Linked DNA regions of Homo sapiens: region 1 is linked to region 2. The links are chromatin contacts, found by Hi-C in ENCODE. All regions are on one chromosome and are shown on one strand. Each heading gives the region's core, a stretch centred on a gene start or an enhancer-like site at or near the end of the contact. The rest is flanking DNA. Distances are from core to core; before and after follow the strand shown.

Region 1 (7,315 bases), core at 4,078-6,577, 190 kb before region 2:
TTTTGATAATTTGATTGTAATGTGTGTCACGGTGGGTGTCACCGAATTCATTGAACTCGGAGTTTGTTGCACTTTTTGGATGTGTAATTTTGTCTTTTACAGAAATCATATAAATGGGCCTATAGCCTTTGAGACTGACTTTTCTTACGTATCAGTTTGCATTTCAAATTCAACCATGTCTTTGTGAGTCTCGACACGTCATTCCATGTTATCACTGTGCAGCATTCCATTGCATGGGTGTGATGTACCACAGTTTATCGATTCAATTATTGAAGGATATCTTGGTAGATCACAGATAGTGGATTTTATGACTAAAGCTGCTATAATTATTTGAATGCACATTATTTTTTATTTTATTATTATTATTATTATACTTTAAGTTTTAGGGTACAAATGCATAATGTGCAGGTTAGTTACATATGTATACAGAATGCACATTATTTTTTGTCAAGATATTTTAAAATGTACTAGATCAATTTTTGAACGTGTTATTGCGGGATCATATCATAAAGTTATGCTTATCTTTTAAGATTGTAAGTTAGTTTGGATTTTTTTCATAGTGTTTATATTTTATTTAACCTTTCTCAAACTTACAGTAGAATTTTCAGGTCTCTCATCCTATGTTAGAGTTCAGACAGTCTTTTCTCTCCAAATTTTTTCACAATTTTATTTGTGTTTCTTTGTTTTCCTTTTGAGTTTTTTTTTTGAGGGAGACCACAGCCTATGCACGTTCACTTTCTTCAAAAGATTCTTACAAGGAGAAGTGTCTGATTCATTCCATCATTGACCACATAGCCTTCTTAATCTCATTAACACTAAGCATATAGGAGTACTTTATATTACTAATAGCTCTTGAATTTTGCTCTTAAATATTCGGGTCTAACATAAGGAGAAAATAAAAGTAGAATTTATAAGGTTTATACACTTTGGAAAGATTAGTGCTAATGAGGTATTCAGTTTTTTATAAGGATTTAGCCTAAAATTTAGGTAGTTTGCCAGCTGAAGTTTGTGATATTTAAATGAGCAATATTTTTATTGTGCTAAACAGCTAACCACAGTAACAGTAGACTAAATGGGAGGTAACATTATATATTTTTTTGACACAGAATAAACCATTATATATATTTTCACACAGAATAAAAATATCTATACATGTTAATATTTTGCAAATCAATAAATCAACATACTGCTATTTATTGTTTTTAGATTTATTTTTTCTTGTACTAACTGAATTGAGAAGAAGTCCGTAGACAGTTCAAATAACATGGACAAATTAAAACTTTTTTTGTATCCTTTGTTCTAAGTTTCTGCTTAGGTTAACTCTCATTTGTAACACATAAGAACAAAAGTGCAGAACAGTCTATCTTATTTCTGCACACTTCATTCAAATCATACATTTGCATTTGCTTTTTCCTAAAAACTTCTGGCACACACTTAAAACAAGGATTATATAAACAATCTTAAAGAGAAAGCTGATACCTTTCTTAACCATAAACAACTTGAAATCGATGTTTTGCCTCTATCTCTTTGATTAACCATGTGTTTCTTTACTATTTTGAGTATTATCTGTAGCCTGTGCTAAGTACTTTATATGAAGTCTCTGATTTAATTTTTTTTCTCATGACAATTTAGTGGTAGGTACTATTGTTATCACTATGTTCTATTATATTTATTACCTGTCTACTCATCATCCATTACTTCCAATTTCATCATATTATGGCCAATTTTATGATTTGTATCTGTCTGGGTCTTGGATAGTAGACAAACCCATTCCTGATTGTTTTTTACCCTAGGAAGATCTGCCAATTTTGGTGAACTGTTTTATAGATACATATGGATATTGGGTGTCTGTGGCTTCTGTGTACATATGTCACTGCTATGAGGATGGGGAATATTATCGGGGTTTTCTTCAAGAGAGATTTTAGAAGCGATGTGATCCAATGTAGAGCTATAACAATAAAGCAACTGCTACTTACATCCAGCCCCACCCTTGGTCTCTGGCCAAAAATGCTGAAAAGAAAAAAGACCATTATCTCACTAATTGAAAAATGGACAGGCTTGTCTGTTGTCAGTTTTTCAAAGTAGAATTTTAAGATTCTTACCTCAATAATAGGTAACATTTGGAGAATATTTTGAAAAGTAAAACAAGAAAATAAACATCATCTGTAATTTCACCAGCCATATAAAATCACATTTCATATATTGTTTCATATGTTTCCTATCTTTTAATAAATGTTGACAAAAATGTTGTCATGCTTTATGTATGTTTTAGTACAATTAGAATATTTTAAATTATATTAAATAATCTTCCAAAACATCCACCTTAATGATCTTCGCTATTCTACCTTATGTATGTTCTGTAATTTATCGGATTCAGCAAGGAAGGACAAATGCTAGGCTTAGCCTTTCATTCAGAAATAAAAGCAGAAGGCAGATATGCATGGGTAGTTGCAGTTACCATATCTCTGAACATACCAAGAATATTTTACCATAATTCCTGTTTTTTAATTTTTTTCTATTTAATTTTAAAACTTTATTTGCCAGTACTATTTTGTTTAGTGGAATGTATAGTATTAAAATGTGAGATAAAATGTTGAATCAAGCATTAGACAAAATTAAAAGTGTTTGCACAAAGTGAATGGACTTCTATGAAATTATGTTATGTGAAAAAAAGAGCAATTCTCAAAAGGTTACATGATGTATAAATTCACTCAAATATTCTTAAAATAATGAAATCATAGAGATGGATAAAAGAGTAATATTTACTAGAGGTAAATATTTGGGAAAGGAGGGGTGGTTATGGCTATAAGTGGGGAGCAGAGGAGCCTTGTGGTAATGGAACAGTTATGTATCTTGACTGTAGTAGTAGCCAATGCTACGTACGTGATGTAAATTTCATAGCATTATAAACACAAACACACATGAGTGAATATATAATTAATAAAATTCAAATATACTTTCTGAATCGCAAAATGTTAAAGGTATCTGTTCTTTCCTGTCATTTTTAAGTACTAATAATTCATACTTAATGATCCCCTAGAAAATTATGGAGTAGAAGTAATAGGAATGAACCTAACTAAGGCTATCAGACTCTTAAAGAAGATAAAGCTAACCTCTTTAGACATGTAGATAGATGACAGATAAAGACTCATGGTATGTGAGTGTGAGTGTGTGTATGTGTGTGTGTGAAGTATGCCTCACTCTATGTTTCAGGGCCTGGATGTCATAACTTGGGGAAGCTGTGACTAGTAGCTGCCCCTCTTCATGTTGTGGCTGCTCTTCATGTACCTGGACTGTGAGGAACTCTTAGCTTCAAGTTCATCACCTCAACTTGTAAAGTGAGCCTGTCTGAGATGCTGGGGGCACTAGGGCTGCTGCTGCTCTGGTGCCTGCACTGCTGTGATAAACAGCCTGTTTGAGTGGGGTGTTCTCAGAAGGGGAGTCTCAGGGCATGACCCAAACTGTATTATCTCACACAGTGATCTCATTTGGCAGCCAATTCTCCAATTTTGCATGTTAGAAATCAGACATTTCTCTAAGGATCTGTGTTGTAGATGTGATGTGAGACTCTGGGGAGGAGTAGGTGACCTATTGAGTGAAGTCTGTTTACTTTACCCACTGTGCTTGGCATGTGTAATAGTCTATAGGAAGCATTTGGTGAGAACACTATTTGTAAACACCTGGCGCAAAGGTGCTGACATGATAGTTGTATTTCTGCAGCATCTGGCCACAGTGATCTTGGCCAAAAGCTCTTCCTTAAAGACTGGAGCAATTGCAGATCTGGAAACCTAACCTGCTTAACTGAGAGATGTGATGCTGGGTTGATTCAGTGTTCTTGCTCTATCTGGAGCATAGCTGGTGAGTGCTCCAAAGAATTTGAGTCACTCCTCTTCCTCTTTTTCCTTATCTTCCTCTTCCTTCTTCTTCTCCAATTATAAAATCACATTCTTGGAAAGCTTCCTGATCATTAGCCCAGATAAGAAAGCTCCAGCAGCACTGTTTTAAATGTTTAATATACAATGTTTAGTAAGCCCCATTGATTGCAGGAAGAGTTTTAAAAAGATGTGAAAGACATTCACATTGACAACATACGTATCGAGTGAACAATGTGTACTAAAATGAACAGATGAGAGGTATACATTGGGGTGTGAGTTGATAATCTAGCAGGTTGTGGGGCTAGAGAGCTTTTGGAAAAGACAATGGAAGAACATACAAACAAATTAAAAAATACCATTTTTCAAAGACTAAAACCTGTTTGGAAAGAGAGGTAGAGAAAGCAAACACATAGGATCACACTGAGTTTATATTTTCCCCTAGATTTCAGACTTTAAGTGCTCTGACCTCTATTCTGGAAAACTTCTAATTATTTACATAAGATACTGTGAGTCTATGCATCTTGTTCTCTATATGATGTTCACAGGGAAACATACAGGCATGGTTCAATACATAGATTTAAAATGAATGCTTGTAACTTTGGTTCCCTTTTCTCCATTTTCTTAATGTGGTGAATAAGAGTACAGTTTTACAAATGAAAAGCCTGTAGTACACTCCCTTGATGGTAGCAGTGGCAAATGTACTGGAGAGACTGGATCTCACTCTGGTATCTATCTTGGGACACAAGTGCCTCTTTGAGGGTTGTAGAAGACAACCCTCAAAGAGGAAAGGAATATAGGTAAAATCTGGGTTTCTGCAAGAGAAAGAGGTGGAGCAGAAAATTTCAGGCTTGAACAGGATCAACAGATGGCACAATGTGGTCAGTGCCTCCAAACCCAGAGGTAAATAAGATGCTCTTCTGTTTACAGTTCCAGGGAGGAGAGTTGACCTGGCTGTGGTCATACAGCTTAGCAAAAAAATCTGGGGCCAGAACTCAGGCCTTTGTTAGGTCTCTCCTTCCTTCTAGCACATTGGCAAATTGTACAAGGAAAGTAGAGGTGGAGATGGGTTCATGTACAAACAATATGGCATTCAGCTAAAGTGGATCAGGGCAGGAAGTTTTATGATTTAGGGAATGTGTAAGACAGGAAGCATTCATTGCCCCCAATCAAGAAAGAGAGCCCTTGACCACCAGTTAGAGAATCCCCCAAGTCCCTCTTTGCTGTCACTGAAACTGAGATCTAAGGCAGGGCCTCAGTGAGTCAGGGCACTTAATCCAGTGGAAAGATCCCAGAACAGGATATTTCCCAGTTTGAGAATCCCTGTCATGCCAGTTATGGATAGATTTGCATTTTAGTTGGGACATTGCTGGGCCAGCCCAGTTTTGGGTAGTTCCACTTCCTGCTGGGTGGGGTAGCAGGCCCTATAAAGAGGTTCTCTGCTCTACAACTCCTAAACTCCTGGTACTTGAGCACTGATCTGCTTTGGAGAACCTGGTGAGTCTGCTTCCTTGAGTTCCTCTGTTCTTTGTGCCCTGAAGTGTTGAATTTAACCTGAATCCAGCAAGTTTGGTGGATCCAAACCTGTGATCATAGGTTTGATGGTACTTAGTTGATGGAACTACAGGATTAGATTACATGATACAGTGTTTTACACAGATTTTTAAAAAATGTACAATTATATGTCCATATGGACAGAGAAGTTAATAGGAAAGTTTTGGTTTGAAGAAAGGGATGAAGTATTTTTCTCTTTTCCATATTTTCCTGGTATCCTTTTCAAAGGTTTGTGTCTTAGCAGGTGTGAGAGCCAGTACTTCTTCCTGAACAGCCCTTGCTCTGTGCCCAAGTCAACCCACTGGTGCTTTACAACAGATAATGATGATAGGAATAGCTTGTGAGATTGCCCAGGAGGTCTGAACTTGTGACTGCCTTTCCTGAAGATGTCATTTTCATGGAATAACATGCTTGCTTCTTTATTATAGAGATGTTTTCTTTGGAAAAATTGTATGAGGAAAGGCAGGAATTCCTAGGGCTGATGAAACAACTTGCTAAAGTGGAAAGGAGAAGACAGGAAGTCATGAAAAGAGAGCTAAGAGTTTAAATAAATTTTTGGAGATTGGAGAAATAATATGCCATGGTATTACATAAGCTTTGGCTTCTCTCTCTGGAGGAGTCCATTCCTGTGAACACTGTCATATCATTTCTTTCAGATTCTGAGACTCCAGCAGGATGTCTTATCAACAGCAGCAGTGCAAGCAGCCCTGCCAGCCACCTCCTGTGTGCCCCACGCCAAAGTGCCCAGAGCCATGTCCACCCCCGAAGTGCCCTGAGCCCTGCCCACCACCAAAGTGTCCACAGCCCTGCCCACCTCAGCAGTGCCAGCAAAAATGTCCTCCTGTGACACCTTCCCCACCCTGCCAGCCAAAGTGTCCACCCAAGAGCAAGTAACAGCTTCAGAATTCATCAGGAGCATGAAAGGATAAGGATAATTGGCTCACCTTGTTCCACAGCTTCACCTGCATCTTCTCATCAAAGCCTACCATGGATACACAGTTAGCTTCTTTCCTCTTAGCCAGTGATCTGCCCATGATGATCCCTGATAGCAAAAGGTTTCCTTTCTGAGGCTGCCATATTGCCACTGTCCAGGTGGAGACTGAGAAAGGAAGTCCTCAGCAGTGTCAGTTCCCAGAGCTTTGGAAGAAGGACCAGCAGCTCTGTCCCTGGGAACCATCAAAAAATGCTGTTGATGTTTTCTGTGTCTGTCTGTCACCTGGGCATGGGCTTCTAACACCTGTGCAATTGTCACTTTTCTTTCACTCCCTGAATAAAATATCTTTGCATACGTATTTGTGAATGGATCTTTTGTTTCTTTTCAAATCTGCTTTATTAGTAAAATTATATAATCATTTGGGTTTATTTCCACCTTTCTTTCAACCACAGTCAGAATCTTAAAATTTGGGTCATATCAAAGATTATGTCTGTATTATTTAAACCACTTTTATTTTCCTTAATTAGTGTTTGATTGATTTGAGGAACATATTATTCAACTTCTGTGAATGTCAATCTCTTTATTGCAAAGCGACCAAAATAACATTTACTTAACAAACTAGTCTTGGGATAAATCTAATTACTATCTGAAATTTTGTTGTCGCAATGCCTGACACATAATTAGCTGTCATTTTAGAAGTTTATTGGCAGTAACATATCATCATTGTTTCCACCATTACCACCACCACCACCATCATCATCATCATCATCATCACTCCCCATGACAACCACTACCATATTTGTTCCAGCAATAGAGTGGCTTGGATGTAACTAATATAAAAAATAAGAAGACTCTGTTTTTTTTTAAATTTTATTATTATTATACTTTAAGTTTTAGGGTACGTGTGCACAATATGCAGGGTTGTTACATATGTATACATGTGCCATATTGGTAT
Region 2 (7,231 bases), core at 329-2,828:
TTAAGCTGCTGCTCTGGGTTTTCTGCTTTCTGATATTCCTCATGCTGTTCCCAGTGCTGTTGCTGCAGCTCCTGCTCCTGTGGCTCCTTCTGCTGTTGCTCACATTCTTGCTCAGGCAGTCCCTTTACAGCAGTCATGTGCTTTTCCTCTTGCTTTGATGGGACCTCCACTGGGAGCTCGACAGGCACCTTCTGGCATGGGGGAGGCAGTGGAGTTGGCTGTTTCATTTGCTCCTGATGGGTATTGACTGGAGGAGGAACAGTCTTGAGGAGCTCCTGACTGAGGGCAGGGGAGAGGGTCACTGGCAGTGTGTGTTGCTGGGACATCTTAGAAGCTACTGTCAACCTGAAAGACAGAAGAGGTCTGATGCACAGGCTGAAGGCAAAGGAAATAGATGAAACCTTGGGAATCTGCAGAAGTATCTGGTTTTTTAGCATCCCCTCTTCCCTTGGGCAGGGTACTGTTCTACCACCTCTGGACTATCATTTCCCAAAAGCAGCAGAGAGAGAAGGGTGGAAATGTGGAGGGGCAGAGAAAGGTCCTCCTAGGAGCCTCCTTGTTCCCAGGTGAGAGCCAACAAGGAGATCTGTCTGCAGGGCTGTTCTGCAAGGGTGGGTCAGGTGCCAGCTCACTGTCTGCTCTTGTCTAGTCCTTGTGTCCACCCTCATCGCTTCACTGACCAAGGAGCAGAGATGCGTTCTGGGATTATGTCACAGTGAGGAGTAAGGCCTTAGGGAATGAAATGTCTCTTGGAGAACACCAAGTCCTAGAAAACCAATAGGCCGTGCCAGAGAGGACCTAAGAGGTCATGGTGTGACCTCCAGACTGGAGCCACAGGACATGCTCTAGGCCTGAATCTCCCATTGGAATGCTGTGTGTTTCTGGGCATGTCACTTAGTCTCCTGGGATTTGGTTTTCCCCCCTGTAAAGCCAGCAGGTTGGCCTATTCAACCCCAGGGCTGCTTTCTCTCCTGACCTTCTGAGGTTTAGCTGCAGTCCTTGTGTCTGGGGTGGGGCTGCGGGAGCTGGAAGGTTGCTGAGAGTTGGAGGTTGTTCTTCCAAGTCTTATACTTCTAAGTTGAGTTTTCCTGTCCCAGCTCTGCCTAGGTTTCTCCAAATAGAAAGGTTTCCCCATTCTGCCATCCCTCTGTGCAGCATAGCCAAAAGGTAGAAGCTCTTCCCTGAACCTCTCCCTCCATAAAGAAGGCAAAATGATGGTCTGTCAAAACCCAAGAGGTTTAGGAAAGAAGTTGAATGCTATTCCCCTCCTCCCTTCCATAATTCTCTCTCACACACAAATCCAAAAATATGGTCACAAGAAAAGATGGGACATAGGATGATTACTCTCTGTTCTGCACTTCTGTGCCAAGGCACTTTTCTCTCAGTACTCTGACTCGAGTCCCCCTAGAATGAAAGTCCAGCTGAATCCAGCCCCAGAGTAATGCCCACCCCCACCCAGGCTGCCCACCCCCACCACATCGTATGCTGTTGGAGGTCCCGAGTCCCAACCCTGGTTCTACCATCCGACACTTACCAGACTCACAGTAAGGCTGAGGCAGAGGCTTTGGTGGAGTGCTGAGCTGAGCAGGAGTCAGGGCACTCTTTATATCATTCTGCAGCCTGGCCTCCCTCCAGGTTGAAGGTGATGGACAGGTTTCACCACTCTAGTTGGTCAACTTCCTCTAACCCCTTCCTGACTCACCACAGGCATCTTAAGCAGCAAACCCTTTAGGGCCCCATTTCCCAGGGACACACAGCTCCTGCCTGGCCAGAGGATTCTGGTAGCTCAACTATTCCTGTGATGCTTTTCTGACCTAGGCACAGGGAGCTGAGTGAGGCATCCTACTGTTTTGTGACCTTAGTCAAACTTCTGCTCTGAATCTCAATTTTTCCACTTTCAAAATGAGTTTGTTCTCATTATTAGGCCAAAAGATTCACTTTCAAGGGCATGAAATGGAAAGTTATGTGTCTTTCGGGGATGTCCAGGCTGGGTTATATGTTTGAAGATAGAGTCACTTCCCATGAAGGGGTGGTATTTCTGGGGTGTTCTCTTGGGCCACAAGCCCTTCCTCTCTCAGAATATATTTTTTAACTCCATCCTATGTGGAAATAAACTCTGTCTTTGGTGGAGGGAGTTTGACTTTAGGCCAAGTAGAGTCAAGTAGAAGGCTTCTAGGAGTCCTCTGCTGCTGCCACTTGCTGCCCAGCCTCTATGCCCGAGGCTGCAGTTAGAGAAGTTCTCAGGAATGCCATGCTCATAAGAACTCCAAAGCACGGCCCACTCTAGGCAAGGAAACAAGATTGAATCTACACAATATAAAAATAAGTATTGCTTTTTATAATGACAAACCAAACTACTTTCTTAAGTACTTTTTTAAATGCATGAAGGTATAAAGATCAGAATCAAATCATCCATTTCCTGTTGTAAATCATACTCTAGAAATAGCTTAAGAAATCTTTCAGAGTGGGGATTTGAGCACATCTCTCCCCCGTGCCAACAGTGCACCAGCACACTTGAAATAACATTCAAACTCACTGCCGTGGTTTAAAAGACCCTGGGTACCTGGCTTCTGCCTTCTTCTGGGGCCCCAATTCATGTCAATCTCTCCCTGAGAGGTATATTCTTACCTCACTGAGGGCCTTCGGTTCCTGAGATGAGCCCAGAGCTCTCCACCTGGGGGCTTGGCACCTGCTCTCCTTCTGCCCACCGGCCCCTCCCCAGGTCTCTGGTTCTTTTATGCCTTTCAGCTTCAGTGTCAATGTTGGGGTCTGTCAGAGATCCTTCTCTGTGTACCATATCTAAAGGATTGGTACTTAATTTCACTTATAACAATCTAGAGTAATTTATTTGCATTTGTTCACTTGCTTATTGTCTATCTTTCCCACTGGAAAATAAGCTAAGAGCAGCGTATACCTGGTATGTTTTCCACTATACCCCTAGAACCTATCAAAACTACTGCATATAATATGTGCTCTACAAGTATTCATTGAAGAACAGTGAATTTTACGACCCGAAAATAATGACTATTAAACATTTCAGTGTTGATCAATGTTTATATGTGTGTGTCTGTATGTGTGTGTAAAAACCAAACTGATTTATTTCTTCCCTTTCTTTTTAATGGTTGGCTAATAACTTATTATATGGACATCATTCATTTACACTCTCTTTTTTACAATCTAATCCAAAAAGAAGGAATTATAAAGACAATACTCAGTGGGGCTAATTTTGAGAAGTGTCCTGATTCCCCATAGTTTTCCTGACAGGCACATTTCTCTTAGCCCCAAGTAAATCTATTTAAAGCACTAATTTTGTCATGTTCCTGGATCATGCCTAAAAAGACAGAGGGAGGACTCACAAGGCACCCTTGGTTTCTGCAGTGCTATCCCCTCCTCATGACCTCTCTGTTCCCTGAGCCCACCCAGGGACCTCACATTCTTTTTCCCATAGAACAGGGACTGTGCCATTTTCTGGGGCAGAGGAAGCACAGCCCACTCTGCCCTGAAGAACTAATCAAGCATCCTTACTTTGGCGCTGATGCCCTTGTGCTCTGCTGCTGACTTCATCTGGGGGGAATCTGCCTCTTCCCAGCCCGTGACAGTCAGTCTGGGGCAGCAGACTCAGATCAAGGAAGTCACACCGGTCTTATGGGTTAGCAGGGGCTCAGTATCTGCCAGATCTGCCTCCCGCCCTCTGACTCACGGCATAATAAGAGCCTTAAGGAGAAGATGGTATGTGTGAGCCTTTGACTGCTGGGCAAAGCTAGGGTGTGGGAAAGAGGGCAGTGGATACAGCTGAGGGAGTGTTTGTGTGTGTGTGTATGCAAGGGAGGGGTTGGGGAAACCTCAACATTCTAGGGCTGAGAAGTCCCTTATTCTGCCCACAGGTTGCCCCATTTGGGAGACAGGCATTCACGTATATGGGAGAGGTTCTTTCACTGCCTATGTGAATGACCTCATAAGCTCCAGGTCCACATGACAAGTCTGGGTAACTGTCCAACCCCCACCCAACATAATAAGGATGAGCTCATATCCCATGACACATGGAGAAGCTTTGGCCCCAACTCTGCCCCAGCCTAAGGATGCACTGGCTATTTCAAATTTGGAGGCAGAAGCTGGCTAGTTTGTCTCTCTCCTGAGTGAGGCAACCTATTTGAGCTGTTGCTTAGTGGTAGGGGGCAGAAGAAATTGGTTATGGTGATTCAATGTCCTGTGGGGAGGGATGCTGAGGACAGCTCTTAACAGATTGCCAGAGGGGTCATAGCAGATGGTCCTGGAAGGTGACTTGGGCCAGAAAATCATGCATTCTCATCTTGAATAGCCATGCCTCATCTGCTTCCTGGTATGGCACTGCCCCATGCTCTGAGGCTGCTAGCCTCCTCTCCCTCTCACAAGCCTCCTCCTCTCCCCAGGGCACTGTCTCCTACATCAGCGGCTCTCAGTCCTCAACCTGCCAACCTGCACTAGTTGTCTCCCCACACACTTCTTTTTTTTTTTTTTTTTTTGAGACAGAGTCCACTCTGTCTCTCAGGCTTGAGTGCAGTGGTGCAATCTTGGCTCACTGCAACCTCTGCCTCCCCAATTCAAGCGATTCTCCTGCCTCAGCCTCCTGAGTAGCTGGGACTACAGGCATGTGCCAACATGCCTGGATAATTTTTGTATTTTTAGTAGTGATGGGGTTTCACTATGTTGGCCAGGCTGGTTTCGAAATCCTAACCTCATGGTCTGCCCGCCTCAGCCTCCCAAAGTGCTGAGATTACAGGCGTGAGCCACGGTGCCCGACCTTCCCCACAAACTTTGAATCCTCCTCATCTTTTTCCATTGCTTCCTGGACCTGACCTTGGCTCTTCTCTCACCTTTTGTGCCCGTCTGCTATTCAAGGAAGGGAGATGAGACCAAGAAAGGGCCAAGAGGGCTGACTCATCCTTTTTGGGCTTCTGGGTGGATCTGTCTGTCCTGACCTGCTTTCCTCTCTTACATCTTCTTATAGCTTTCTCTCCTGGGCTTGTTGGATCACTGGATCTCAGTCACCAGTTCTGGCCTTTGTTCTTGGATCTGAGAGCTGTGGAAGGGCAGCCACAGCTCTGCTCTTGGTGGCAGCAAGAGGAGCAGAGGCATAAAGGCTGCCAGTAGTAGAGGAAAGAGACACTCAGTTCCCCCTTCTCCAACTAAAGGAAATTCCCTCCCCTTTGGGCTCATTGTTGGGGAAATCACATTTTGTACAGTTGATTCTCTGTCCAGCAGCAGAATGTCTGAGATGGAGGAGTCCTCAGAGAATGCATGGGAAATGCCTTACACTGCGCCTGGTGCATAGGAGCTTCTCTATTTATCTATCTAATAATAACTAATAATAATAACTTAAATTCACAATATGTAAATTCATAGAAACAGAAAGCAAACTGATGGTTGCCAGGAAGTGAGAGGAGGAGAGAATGGGATGTAGCTGCTAATGGGGATGATGAAAATGTTATAGAACGACATAGAGTTGGTGGTTGCATAATATATGAATGTACTAAACACCACTGAACTGTTCACTTTAAAATGGTAACTTTATGTTATATGAATTGTACCTCAACAAAAAAAGAAGTAATGCCTTTGCCTAATACCAGGTCACAAGGTAAAGTTGTTAATATAATTGATGTATTCATTCAACCAACACTTACTGAGCCTCTACTATGTGCAAGGCACTGGAGATAGGGTTATGAATAGAAAACACACAATCCCTGCCTTCAAGTAGCTTAGAATGCAGGTGCTTCTTAACACACCTATGCCTACTTCTCACCATTGGGGCTCATCTGTCTTCTGACAGGAATTGAAGTCTGGAGAGAACATGAGTTGCCCAAGAGCCTACAGCGAGGCTGTGATAGAGCTGGGCTGGAACCCATGTGTCCTGACCTCCAGTCAGGGGCTCTCCTCCCCATCAGGCTGCTTTGCTAGGTGCTTGAGCATCTGATGGCTGTGACAGGTTCCACTAGGTGACTTCAAAGACACATTCTAGCTCTGTGAGTCAGTCACTTACCTCAACATGGCCAGTTCTGGGTTTTCTGGAGGGAGTGTCAGTTTTCTCTGGCTCTCATTCAGCCAAAATGCCCTTGGGATGACCCTCTTTGGTCCTGGGAATAGGGAGCTCCACTTCCTGGCTGGGTCTGGTGTTTAAGTTTATTTCAGCCTAATCCAATCTGAAAGAATGTTACTGTTCAATGGTGGGCACTGGCTTTGCTGTCAGACAGGCCTGGGTTTGAATTGCACCTGCACGTCTTTTTATCTGGACAAGACATTTCACCTCTATGAATTTCAGTTTCCTTGTCTGTAAAATGGGGATACTAACAATTCCTTAGAATTCTGTGAGAATTTGGTGAGGGAATATATGTGCTTAGCACATAGGTTGTAGTCAGGAAGTTGGCTATTTTATCGCTGGGGGCCATTGCAAAGTTTTGCTGATGGATTACAGTGTGTTACCTACCTAAAGATAGTTTTGAAGGTGTAAGTTCTTTAAAGTTCATCAGCTTTAACTAACTCATTTTGCCCATGAAAAACATGAAGCCCCACAGTCACACAGTCCATGGGAGTAGCGTGGTGAGGGGAGCCAGGTCGCCTTCCCATTTGCTGCTCCTTCCAGTCTGCTGCTGCTGGGCCTCAGGTGACGATTCAGCCCAAGACATGAGACTCTGTCTTGTGCTTTGATAATGGCCTGTGTGCACTGAGTATGCTCCCCTGAGTGGGAATCATGGGGACATTAAGGTGGCTTTCCATTTCTAGAGCTTGATGGTACATGGTGGGGCCTGGGATCTGCATGGGCAGAGGACAGACAGTGGTTTGGAACAAAATTTTATCTGGAAAAAGGAATCTAGCAATAGAGTGAGGAGTATACATACAGTCACAGCCCATCAAGTCAAAGGTATAAGGTACGATTTCAGCCAAGCACATGGAATGGAGGTGATAGGCAAAATACCATAAGGGGTAAGACTTCACAGGGCTGTGTGAAAAAGAAGGCAGGGCTGTGAGGAGCACAGTTTGGTTGAAGGCAGCCAGCAGTGGCAGGGCCCTTGGGTGCAGGGAATGGGGGAGGGACACTTCAGAGGGGAGAAAGAGACAGTCACAGAACAAAAGGGGAGTGCAGGGACCAAGTCCAGCCATGAAGCCTCCCTCCAAAGTGTCCTCAGTTGTCAGACACTTGTAAGGGATCAGGGATTTTCCAGGACTTTGCCCAGCTTCCTGATTTATCACTCCCCAC

What was found. A loop is a pair of places that touch in the nucleus more often than their neighbours do.
Region 1: a map of Calu3 shows a loop between it and region 2 (2.2-fold over the local background). The contact joins the promoter of SPRR2E here to the promoter of IVL in region 2. A Hi-C loop is called at or near these places in 1 of 168 maps with a recorded cell type or tissue (Calu3).

What each region holds. Positions count from the first base shown.
Region 1 is chr1:153,092,538-153,099,852 of GRCh38, reverse strand. It overlaps SPRR2E (small proline rich protein 2E), which reads left to right and starts at 5,327. Exons shown (of 2, transcript NM_001024209.4): 1 at 5,327-5,369; 2 at 6,083-6,718. The coding sequence starts at 6,102. The coding sequence ends at 6,320. RefSeq lists an enhancer at 1-237.
Region 2 is chr1:152,902,893-152,910,123 of GRCh38, reverse strand. It overlaps IVL (involucrin), which reads right to left and starts at 1,578. Exons shown (of 2, transcript NM_005547.4): 1 at 1,535-1,578; 2 at 1-345. The coding sequence starts at 326. RefSeq lists silencers at 338-1,538, 1,911-1,963, promoters at 1,584-1,818, 1,538-2,477, 338-4,077, enhancers at 1,698-1,977, 2,896-3,378, 3,667-3,718, 3,667-4,052, 2,811-4,052 and 1 more and a cis regulatory region at 1,732-2,228.